Linked DNA regions of Homo sapiens: region 1 is linked to region 2. Evidence: chromatin contacts called from ENCODE Hi-C or POLR2A ChIA-PET data. All regions are on one chromosome and are shown on one strand. Each heading gives the region's core, a stretch centred on a gene start or an enhancer-like site at or near the end of the contact. The rest is flanking DNA. Distances are from core to core; before and after follow the strand shown.

The links. Hi-C counts contacts between places; a loop is a spot of excess contacts on that map. ChIA-PET counts read pairs that join two places held with the same protein, here RNA polymerase II (POLR2A). Pooled maps may share reads with other maps.
Region 1: a loop to region 2 is called in a map of natural killer cell, with 28 times the contacts of the local background. The contact joins the promoter of DHPS here to the promoter of ZNF627 in region 2. A Hi-C loop is called at or near these places in 1 of 168 maps with a recorded cell type or tissue (natural killer cell) and 7 of 50 pooled maps. POLR2A ChIA-PET finds 5 or more read pairs at or near these places in 1 of 52 experiments (CD8-positive, alpha-beta memory T cell).

What each region holds. Positions count from the first base shown.
Region 1 is chr19:12,677,673-12,683,239 of GRCh38, reverse strand. DHPS (deoxyhypusine synthase) reads left to right here and starts at 1,360. Exons shown (of 9, transcript NM_001930.4): 1 at 1,360-1,680; 2 at 2,915-3,079; 3 at 3,318-3,439; 4 at 3,521-3,617; 5 at 3,697-3,783. The coding sequence starts at 1,474. RefSeq lists enhancers at 1-139, 663-1,185, 1,251-1,545, 1,186-1,709 and cis regulatory regions at 1,069-1,603, 1,629-2,129.
Region 2 is chr19:11,595,804-11,601,910 of GRCh38, reverse strand. ZNF627 (zinc finger protein 627) reads right to left here and starts at 4,428. Exons shown (of 4, transcript NM_145295.4): 1 at 4,281-4,428. The coding sequence starts at 4,283. RefSeq lists silencers at 1,988-2,067, 4,034-4,173, 4,514-4,643 and enhancers at 4,324-4,403, 3,491-4,489.

The DNA.
Region 1 (5,567 bases), core at 111-2,610, 1.1 Mb before region 2:
TTACTGGGGAGGCTGAGGCAGAAGAATGGCGTGAACCTGGGAGGCGGAGGTTGCAGTGAGCCGAGATCGTGCCACTGCACTCCAGCCTGGGAGACAGCGCAAGACTCTAGCTCAAACAAACAAACAAACAAAACAGCAACAACAACAACAAAACCATCCTCCCCTCCCGAGGGGACAGAACAGAAACGAATGGGCGAGTGCCGGGCCAAGCAGTGGGTCTCCAGCAGGTGGCATTAAAATAGGAATTTTGGCTGGGGACGGTGGCTCACACCTGTAATCTCAGCACTTTGGAAAGCCCAGGCGGGCGGTCACCTGAGGGCAGAACCAGCCTCGCCAACATGGTGAAATGCCATCTCTACTAAAAATAAAAAATTAGCCAGGCCTGGTGGTGGGTGTCTGTAATCCCAGCAACTCGGGAGGCTGAGGCAGGAGAATCGCTTGAACCAGGGGGGCAGAGGTTGCAATGAGTCAAGATTGCACCACCGCACTCCAGCCTGCGTAACAAGAGCGTGTAACTCTTGTCTCAAAAATAAATTAAATAAATAAATAATAAAAATAAAAAAGAATCTTCATTCATGGGAAGTCGAGAACACATGAAAACAAGTAAAGGCCGAAGCGCAGTGGCTCACGCCTGTAATCCCAGCACTTTGGGAGGCTGAGGCGGGCGGATAACCTGAGGTCGGAAGTTCGAGACCAGCCTGACCAACAGGGAGAAACCCCGCCTCTACTAAAAATACAAAATTAGCCGGGCATGGCGGTGCATGCCAGTAGTCCCAGCTACTCGGGAGGCTGAGGCAGGAGAATCGCTTGAACCCGGAATGTGGAGGTTGTGGTGAGCTGAGATCGGGCAATTGCACTCCAGCCTGGGCAACAAGAGCGAAACCCTGTATCAAAAAAAAAAAAAAGAAAAAAAAAGGAAGAAAAGGCCTAAAGGCGCCGGGCGCGGTGGGTCACGCCTGTAATCCCAGCACTTTGGGAGGCCGAGGCGGGCGAATCACGAGGTCAGGAGATCGAGACCAGGTGAAACCCCGTCTCTACTAAAAATACAAAAAAATTAGCCGGGCGTGGTGGTGGGCGCCTGTAGTCCCAGCTACTCGGGAGGCTGAGGCAGGAGAACAGCGTGAACCCGGAAAGCGGAGCTGGCAGTGAGCTGAGATCGCGCCACTGCACTCCAGCCTGGGTGACAGAGCGAGACTCCGTCTCAAAAAAAAAAAAAAAAAAAAAAAGAAAGAAAGGGCCTAAAGGCTCCTCGCGGCTTCCGTATTACGGAACACACGCACAAAAATGGCGGCGACCTGGTTTACAGGGGCTAAAAATGGTCACGTGATAAACCAACTTCCGGTCTTTCGCCCAAAGCACGTTCCCTACTTCCTGTGCTCTTGCGGAGACGCGCGCGTCGGGGTTTAACGCGTTTCTGGGCCGCCGTAAGCCCGGCCTAGGGGCAGCTTTGACTCGAGAGCCGGCTATAGGCGCATGGAAGGTTCCCTGGAACGGGAGGCGCCAGCGGGGGCGCTGGCCGCCGTGCTAAAGCACAGCTCGACGTTGCCGCCCGAAAGCACCCAGGTCCGGGGCTACGACTTCAACCGCGGTGTGAATTACCGCGCACTGCTGGAGGCCTTCGGCACCACCGGCTTCCAAGCAACCAACTTCGGGCGCGCTGTACAGCAAGTCAATGCCATGGTGAGGACCGGGCGGAATTTCTAGGGACGCGGAGGGGCGTGGCTTGTAGAACCAACGCGGTACTAGACGGGGGCAGCGTTTCCAGTGGAGGGGATATGTCTTTTATTTGAGTTGCCCAATAGTTGGAGGAAGGCGGGACCTATTCTGGGCGGGAGTTTCTGTCCTGGGAAGGGGATTTTGCACTCTGGTAGTTACATGCTGGTACGGTAACCTGAGGAGGCGAGGACTGATTCTTGGTGTGGGGGCGGGTTCTAGGTACATTTAAAGCTTTCTGGAATGGGCGGAGCCTGGGGCAAGACAAATTAAGGGAGGATATGGGAGGAGGAGCCTAAGTCTGGGCGGTTCTTGAATTTAGATTTGCTTTTCCCAGCGGGGAAGGGACCGGATCTGAAAGGAGATGCTCTCTGATTCCTAAAAGGGTGGGGGCTGGCTGGGCGCGGTGGCGCATGCCTATAATCCCAGCATTTTGGGAAGCCGAGGCGGGTGGATCAAGAGAAGAGGAGTTCGAGACAAGCCTGGCCAACATGGTGAAACCCTGTCTCTACTAAAATGCAAAAAATTAGCCGGGCATGGTGTTGCGCGCCTGTAGTCCCAGCTACTCGGGAGGCTGAGGCAGGAGAATCGCTTGAACCCGCGAGGTGGAGGTTGCAGTGAGCTGAGATTGCGCCACTGCACTCCAGCCTGGTGACAGAGCGATACTCTGTCTCAAAAAAAAAAAAAAAAAAAGGCCGGGCACGGTGGCTCATGCCTGTAATCTCAGCATTTTGGGAGGCCGAGGCGGGCGGATCACCTGAGGTCGGGAGTTCGAGACCAGCCTGACCAACATGGAGAAACCCCGTCTCTACTAAAATGCAAAAAATTAGCCGGGCATGGTGGTGCGCGCCTGTAGTCCCAGCTACTCGGGAGGCTGAGGCAGGAGAATCGCTTGAACCCGGGAGGTGGAGCTTGCAGTGAGCCGAGATCGCGCCATTGCACTCTAGCCTGGGTAACAAGAGTGAAACTCCGTCCAAAAAAAAAAAAAAAAGGGTGGGGGCAAATCCTGAACGTGTGTCTTGAGATCTGGTCTGGGAAGGGGCAGAGTTTACACAGGAGATGTTCCTTGGTCCCCTGTAGAACTGGTCCTGTATCCCTGAATGTGCAGGGCCTGGGGTGAAATCTGTTTCTGGAGCCCACCTGGAGTCCTGAGTCTGGGATTTAAGGCCAGTGCTTAACTTGACTTGGCCCTTACTCACAGATCGAGAAGAAGCTGGAACCACTGTCACAGGATGAAGACCAGCACGCGGACCTGACCCAGAGCCGCCGCCCACTTACCAGCTGCACCATTTTCCTGGGATATACATCCAACCTCATCAGTTCAGGCATCCGTGAGACCATTCGCTACCTTGTGCAGCACAACATGGTGGGGACCTGGTGAGGCCGTGGCCTTGGCCTCTGGGTCAATGGGCAATGCAGTTATTGATCGTTTAAGTGAGATGGGCAGATAGGGGTCTGTTATAAGCAGAGGAATAGAATCAAGTTTTGTTTTGTAGCAGAGCTCCCTCATAAGAGTCACTGGACAAGGATGAGGTTAGAAGTTCTGCCCAGAATGAGGGCAGGGGCTTCCTTCTTGGGCCAAATTCACTGCCTTGTGGCTGCAGGTGGACGTATTGGTGACCACAGCTGGCGGCGTGGAGGAAGACCTCATCAAGTGCCTGGCGCCCACATACTTGGGCGAGTTTAGCCTCAGGGGGAAGGAGCTCCGGGAGAACGGGATCAATAGGTGAGAACCCTGAGTGGTGTTGGGCAGGGGAGCTGGACCAAGGGTCCTGGGGCCTGATGCCTACATGCCTCCTGTTCTCAGGATCGGAAACCTGCTGGTGCCCAATGAGAATTACTGCAAGTTTGAGGACTGGCTGATGCCCATTCTGGACCAGATGGTGATGGAGCAGAACACAGAGGTGGGGCTGGGGCAACCTGGAGGGGCCAGTTCAGTGGGAGTCAGGGGAGGCATGGCCTGAAGGTCACATCCTCTCCTAGGGTGTAAAGTGGACGCCTTCTAAGATGATCGCCCGGCTGGGCAAGGAGATCAACAACCCAGAGTCCGTGTATTACTGGGCCCAGAAGGTGAGGACCTAAGCGGGAGCAAAGTAGCCAGACTTTGGCATGTGTTAACTTATTTCATCTTTCCAGCCTCCTGGGGATTCAGTACTGTTATTCTCAGCATCCTCACTCTTAGATGAGGAGACTCAAACACAGATAGGCGTGGTAATTTTTTTTTTTTTTGAGACAGGATCTTGCTCTGTCACCTAGGCTGGAGTGCAGTGGTGTGATCACAGCTCATTGCAGCCTCAACCTCCTGGGGCCAAGCAGTCCTCCCACCTCAGCCTCTCGAGTAGCTGGGACCACAGGCACATGCCATCATGCCCAGCTAATTTTAAAAATTTTTTGTAGAGATGGGGGTCTCCCTGTGTTTCCCAGGCTGGTCTTGAACTCCTGGCGTCAGGCAGTCCTCCCACCTTGGCCTCCCAAAGTGCTGGGATTACAGGCGTGAGCCACTGTGCCCAGCCAGGCTAGGTAATTTTGTCTGAAGTCACACAGATAACTAGTGGGGCCTCAGCATCCTTATGCTCCTCCCAGACTATCTCTGGAACAGTAGAGGCAACACTTAGCAACTCTCCTGGGGCCTGGCTCAGGGTCCCACACTCCCAGATGCTATAAAATAAGAGCTACCCACTCCCTTTAATTAGAGAATCAGAACCTGAAAAAAAAAAAAAAAAAGCTACATAGTCTTTTTTTTTTTTTTTTTTTTTTTGAGACAGAGTCTTGCTCTGTCGCCCAGGCTGGAGTGTAATGGTGTGATTTCAGCTCACTGCACCCTCCACCTCCCAGGTTCAAGTGATTCTCCCGCCTCACCCTCCTGAGTAGCTGGGACTATAGGCACCCACCATCATGCCCGGCCAATTTTTGTATTTTTCTACAGATGGGGTTTCACCATGTTGGCCAGGCTGGTCTTGAACTCCTGACCTCAAGTGATCCACCCGCCTTGGCCTCCCAAAGTGCTGGGATTACAGGGGTGAGCCACCACACCCAGCCTACTTACTCTTTCTTTTTTACGAGACAGGGTCTCATTCTGTTTCCCAGGCTGGAGTGCAATGGCACAATAATGGCTCACTGCTGTCTTGAGCTTCTGGGCTCAGTCGATTCTCCTGCCTCAGCCTGCTGAGTAGCTGGGACTACAGGTGCGTGCCACCATGCCTGGCTAATTGTTTTTGTAGAGATGGGAACTCACCATGTTGCACAAGCTGGCTCTTTTTTTTTTTTTGAGACGGAGTTTTGCTCTTGTTACCCAGGCCAGAGTCCAATGGCGCAATCTTGGCTCACAGCAACCTCTACCTCCTGGGTTCAAGCAATTCTCCTGCCTCAGCATCAAGTTCCCAAGTAGCTGGGATTATAGGCATGTGCCACCACCCCTGGCTAATTTTGTATTTTTAGTAGAGGCAGGGTTTCTCCATGTTGGTCAGGCTGGTGTCGAGCTCCTGACCTCAGGTGATCCACCCGCCTCGGCCTCCCAAAGTGCTGGGATTACAAGCGTGAGCCACCGCGCCCGGCCACAAGCTGGCTCTTTAAAAAAGAATTAGACGGCCGGGCACGGTGGCTCATGCTTGTAATCCCAGTACTTTGGGGGCTGAGGCGGGTGGATCACCTGAAGTCAGGAGTTCAAGACCAGCCTGGCCAACATGGTGGAACCCTGTCTCTACTAAAAAAACAAAATGCAAAATTAGCTGGGCATAGTGGCATGCGCCTGTAATCCTAGCTACTCGGGAGGCTGAAGCAGGAGAATCACTGGAACCCAGGAGGCAGAGGTTGCAGTGAGCTGAGATAGTGCCATTGCACTCCAGCCTGGGCAA
Region 2 (6,107 bases), core at 3,179-5,678:
CCTCAGCCTCCCGAGTAGTTGGGATTACAGGCACGCACCACCATGCCCGGCTAATTTTTGTATTTTTAGTAGAGATGGGGTTTCACTATGTTGGTCAGGCTGGTCTCAAACTCCTAACATTGTGATCCACCCACCTCGGCCTCCCAAAGTGCATGGATTACAGACGTGAGCCACCACGCCCAGCCTGAGATGCTTGAAGATTTTATACTTGGTGCCTTCTCCCCTTTCGATTATCCTTTAGAATAGTCATTCCTGTCTGGTGTGGTGGTGCTCCCCGCCCCACCCCCATAATCCTGGAATTTGGGGAGGCTACGGTGGGAGGATTGCTCGAGGCCAGGAGTTAGAGACCAGTCTGGGCAACATAACAACGTCCTGTCTCTCTTAAAAAAACTTTTTTAAAAATATAAGCCAGGCATCATGGCACATGCCTTTAGTCCTAGGTACTTGGGAGGCTGATGTGAGAGAATTCCTTGAGCCCAGGAGATCAAGGCTACAGTGAGCTATGATCGCACCACTGCACTCCAGCCTAGGAGACAGAGTGAGACCCTGTCACACACAAAAAAAATAAATAAATAAAAATAAAATAAATCACTCCTTACCTAAATCCAGATTTGTTTCATTAGAAACGTCTACAAACAGACCCAAGATAATAGCAAGTACATTCTCAGAAAGGCATCACCTCAACCACCTCTGCCTATGAATCCCCAGCTTTCCAGGGCTCTGAGCTTCTCTCACTATAAAGGGCTCCACCCAAAGTCAGTTGTGAGCAGCTGGGACACTGCAGGGGAGGCTCCTCAGCAAGAACCACTGGGCCTGTAATGTCCTCTCTTTGAAGGCTCAAGATTGGTCTTAGTTTCAAGTCACTAGTCTGCTGTCTCTGTTTCCCAGTCAAGGTTATGCATTTAATTTTCAATGAGAAAATACCCAGGGTTTGAAGATTCCAGTAAAATCACTCAAATTCACTGTTTATAGCAAGGAAGGAAATTGTAAGGCACTTATATTTCATACCTTAACAGGAAAAGTAAAAGTATCCATCCTCTTCAGACAATAAACATGTTATTTATTCTTTCTATGGTAACAAATCATGTACTAAATCATATTGGAACACTTCTAGGAGTTACCAAGTCCTGTCCTACTAGGACTTCGCATTAAACTCTGATGTCTAGATAACAGGAAGAGAACAGTTATCCACTGTCACAAGTTTGCCACCCTGCAAAGCAGAGGAATTGATGTTTTGGTGAATCTCTGTAATTCACCAATTTATTTGCTACACTTACTTGTGGAAATGTATTCATTTTCTGCAGTCATGATAGAAGAGAGTTTTCTCTCTCTCTTTTCCTTAGTATTCCCAACACTAAGCCCTGGAATTCCATTTTAAATCACCACACCCCACCCCCACAAAAAAAAACAACATACTTGAGAAACTTACTACACTTGCTTTGGGAAAGAAAAAAATAATAATTTTTTTTTTGAGATGGAGTCTTGCTCTGTTGCCCAGGCTGCAGTGCAGTGGCGCAATCATGGATCACTGCAAGCTCCGCCTCCCAGGTTCATGCCATTCTCCTGCCTCAGCCTCCCAAGTAGCTGGCACTACAGGCACCCGCCACCATGCCCAGCTAATTTTTTGTGTTTTTAGTAGAGACAGGGTTTCACTGTGTTAGCCAGGATGGTCTCGATCTCCTGACCTCGTGATCTGCCTGCCTCAGCCTCCCAAAGTGCTGGGATTACATGCGTGAGCCATCGCGCCCAGCCATAAGTAATAATTTTTAACAAACATAAGACTAGATATTTAATGTTTTCTGAAATCCACTTCCTTCTTGCCTCTTTGCAAAACTGTCTTATATTTCAAGGTCTACTGATGAAATACATTTATAGTTACTTAAAAAAGAAAAAAACTGAAACTGCAATAAGTGAACAAATCTTTTGCAGGGGACAAACCCAGGAAGGGGCTGCGCTAACCTGGAACAGAGGTACGTCTGACTCAAGTTTCACATCTTTTTTTTTGAGACAGAGTCTCGCTCTGTCACCCAGGCTGGGGTGCAGTGGTGTGATCTCGGTTCACTGCAACCTTTGCCTCCCACGTTAAAGCGATTCTCATGCCTCAGCCTCCCCAGTAGCTGAGATTAGAGGCACCTGCCACCACACCCAGCTAATTTTTGTATTTTTTAGTAGAGACAGGGTTTCGCCATGTTGGCCGGGCTGGTCTCGAACTCATGGCCTCAAGTGATCCGCCCACCTCAGCTTCCCAAAGTGCTGGGATTACAGGTGTGAGCCACCGCGCCCGGCCTAAGTCAGGTCATTCTATCACCTGGGATATCGTCCACCCCCTAACCTGCTCACTGAAGGGCTCAGTGACCACCCTTCCAAGAGACACTGCATTTTGCCTCCATCTGCCTGAAGTACATTTTGCTTTTCAAGTTCTTGCATCACCTCAGTGGGATGGGTTTTCCTGTCCTTGGGATAAGTTTTCTCACTTCACCAGTCTAAAAGAATCCAGAGGGCAAGAATCATATCTGTTTTTCCCCTCAATACCATCATCCATTTGGCTGGACACCAATGTGTCCCCCAAGGAATGGGATCTGGAATTAGGGGAAGAAAAGCTGAGTGTCCCAGGGGTGAGCTTTGAGAGGGAGGGGATATCAAGAGATTCCTCCGACCCCAGGACACCCAGCTCCTCCACTAAGAGGCCCCACCCCGTACTTCAGGCTGTCCAGTGGGAGCAGGCTGATACCAGACCCTTCAACAGATCTGGCTGCTGTGGGCATCCTGTGTCAGCCCAAACAGCCCTGAAGCCCAGGACCAGGAAAGGAGGATGCTCTGAAGACATATCACAGTTTAAAGTTTCCAAAGGGGAACCCCAACCCAAAGACACTGTTTTTTGTTTTTTTTATTTTAGGGTCCGGGTCTCACTATGTTGCTCAGGCTGGTCTCAAACTCCTGGCCTCAGGTGATCCTCCCGCCTTGGCCTCCCAAAGTGTTGGGATTACAGACATGAGCCATGGCACCAGGCCAACCAAAAGACATTCTGAGAACATCCCTGTGCCTAGGAGAGAGAAAAGGAGAAGAGGCACAAAGGTTTTTTCACAGCAGGGTCTCATACATGTATTCTCTGCTTTCCTCTCCTGTGAAATGTTCAGAAACAGAAAGCAAATATTTTTAAAAGACCAATCGATTGCTCCTTGAAAAAATAATACAAATTAATTAGTTTGAAATGTGCAATAAAGGACAAAGAGTTGATAATGTCGTGACTGGAGTTACCTTTTGGGAATATGGTGAAAGAAGTGGTATCAAGAATTATTTGCAAGCGCCAGAGGAGTCAGGCTAGGGGAACAAGGTCAAGGATTTGGGACCCTGTCCCCCTGGGGAGTGTTAAAATAATTAATTTGGAGACAATTAGAGGGCTGTGGCTATGGTGTCCTGGTTTCCTACCCAAGGAAACAGAAATCTAAGTCGAATGAAATTCTTTTATTTGATTTTATATTTTAAAAATTTGTAGTAGTTTTTTGGTCTCAGTCTGAATATGTTCATTTAAAAAAAATTAACAGAGATGGGGTCTCGCTATATTGCGAGGCTGATCTTCAACTCCTGGGCCCAAGCGATCCTCCTGTCTTGGCCTCCAAAAGCGCTGCGATTACAGGCGTGAGCCACCGCGCTCCAGCCTCAAATGAAATTCTTATAAATTACCAGTTTATAAGGAAATAAAATTTAGGGTTAATAAACCACAACCACCAATCCACCTCTGACTACATAAGCAGAAAATGTCCACCTAGATAGAGCAAATAAGGCGACTGCATAACTGTCACCAACCAAGTACTGAATTTGGTTCGCTTCCTCCTGCACCTTACAGCCTTTCCTTCCATTCCCTCCAACGGATCCCCAAGCCACAAACCACGACCGGGAGCTTCTCCATCGATGAGCCGCTGTTTGCTCAAATAAACTCTAAATTTTTAACGGGAGAAAGGCGGGACTGTGGGGGGCGGCCACAGACCGCAGCTCCTGCAACACGAACCACATCCGAGGAGGGATACCCCCATGACCCTCCCGCGGCCCCCGCACCATGTGGGGAGACGCGGGGCTGCGGGGCCGCAGGCGTCGCGCAGGGACGGGACAGGACGACCGGGGTCCCAGCTCCTGGCCCAGCCCCACCTTGCGGCCGAGGGAACTCGGGTCCCAGACCCCGGAGTCGCCGCAGGGAGGCCTAGGTCCCTCCACAGCCGGTTCCGGCCGGTTCCAACCAGCCCCTCCCCCAGGTCTGGGGACGCCTGACCCCTCACACGCACCATTTCTCGGCTTCCAGGTGTCCCGGCGTCCTCCCTACGACTCCCGCGACCTGTACAGGTCACGGCGCGACAGAGGCTGCGGCGGAGACACCTTGGGCCTCTCGGAGAAACGGAGACGCGAGCCCGGGTGGGGACGGTCGCCAGAAACAAAGGCTCCGTAGGGAGGCGCAGGCCCTGCCCTCCTCTCCCGGGCCCATCTGAATGGACAGTTGGCAGGGCCCCGCCCCAGCGCCCCTGATTGGATAGGGTGACATACCCCGCCCCCTAAGGCCTGAGTGACGTAGGAAGCCATGGAAACGTGGCTGTGCGTAGCAGTGTTGACTGGTTCTAGCCACTGCGCCTCTCAGGCCGAGTTTCCTCCCTGCACCCAGCCCGAGGGATATTTGAGGGTTTGTTTTGGTTTTTTTTTTTTTTTTTTTTTGAGACGGAGTTTCGCTTTTGTCGCCCAGGCTGGAGTGCAGTGGCGCGATCTCAGCTCACTGCAATCTCTGCCTCCCGGGTTCAAGCGATTCTCGTGCCTCAGCCTCCCGAGTAGCTGAATTACAGGCACCCGCCACCACGCCTGGCTAATTTTTGTATTTTTCGTAGAGACGGGGTTTCGCCATGTTACCGAGGCTGGTCTCTAACTCCTGACCTCAAGTGATACGCCCACCTCAGCCTCCCAAAGTGCTGGGATTACAGGCGTGAGCCACCACGCGTGGCCTTGTTTTGGTTTCCTTCCTTCCTTCCTTCCTTCCTTCCTTCCTTCCTTCCTTCCTTCCATCCTCCCTCCCTCCCTCCTTTCTTTTTTTTCTTTCAGGGTCTTGCTCTGTCACCCAGGCTGGACTGCAGTGGCATGATCTCGGCTCACTCCAGCCCCAATCTCCCGGGCTCAAACGATCCTCCTGCCTCAGCCTCCCTAGTAGCTGGGACCAAAGTCACGCCCCACCACACTCTGCTAATTTTATTTTGTTGTTGGTGCTGTGTGTGTGACGGGGGTGGGGTGGGTTAGATGGGGTCTCACTATGTTGACCAGGCTGGTCGTGAATTCCTGGGCTCAAGTGATCCTCCTGCCTAGGCCTCCCCAGGTGCTGGGATTACAAATGTGAGCCACCGTGCCCGGCCAATATTTGCATTTAATGCAGAGCTTGCTTCTAGCTTGCCAGAGTAGGCACTGTCTTCTTCTGGCACTCCATGAGCTCTTCCTTCTAATTCCTTCCGGACACAAGGTCACCAGTATGTGCAGGGAACTCCACACTCACTGTGACATGGAGCAATCGCCTTGCCTCAGAACGGGAGGGAGCCCAGGCTAGGCCAGGGAGGACAGGAAGAGGAGGAAGGGCCTGATGTTCCGGGAAACGGGCATTTGGGATGAGGCGTGCCAAGGCTTCCTCCCATACCCTCCGGTCCCTGAAAAAACATCTATACGTGGAAAAAAAAGTAGAAATAACTGAGGTGAGAGGAAGGATGCTCTCTGATGAAGTGATGTGGGATGAGACCCAAAGTAATGTATTAGTATTAAAAGGCAGGTTGGGCTGGGTGCGATGGAGCACGCCTGTAATCTAGCACTTTGGGAGGCCGAGGCAGGCGGATCACCTGAGGTCGGGAGTTCGGAACATGGAGAAACCCCATCTCTACTAAAAATACAAAATTAGGCCAGGCGCCGTGGCTCATGCCTGTAATCCCAGCACTTTGGGAGGCCGAGGCGGGCAGATCACGAGGTCTGGAGATCGAGACCATCCTGGCTAACACGGTGAAACCCCATCTCTACTAAAAATACAAAAAATTAGCCGGGCGTGGCAGTGGGCGCCTGTAGTCCCAGCTACTCGGGAGGCTGAGGCAGGAGAA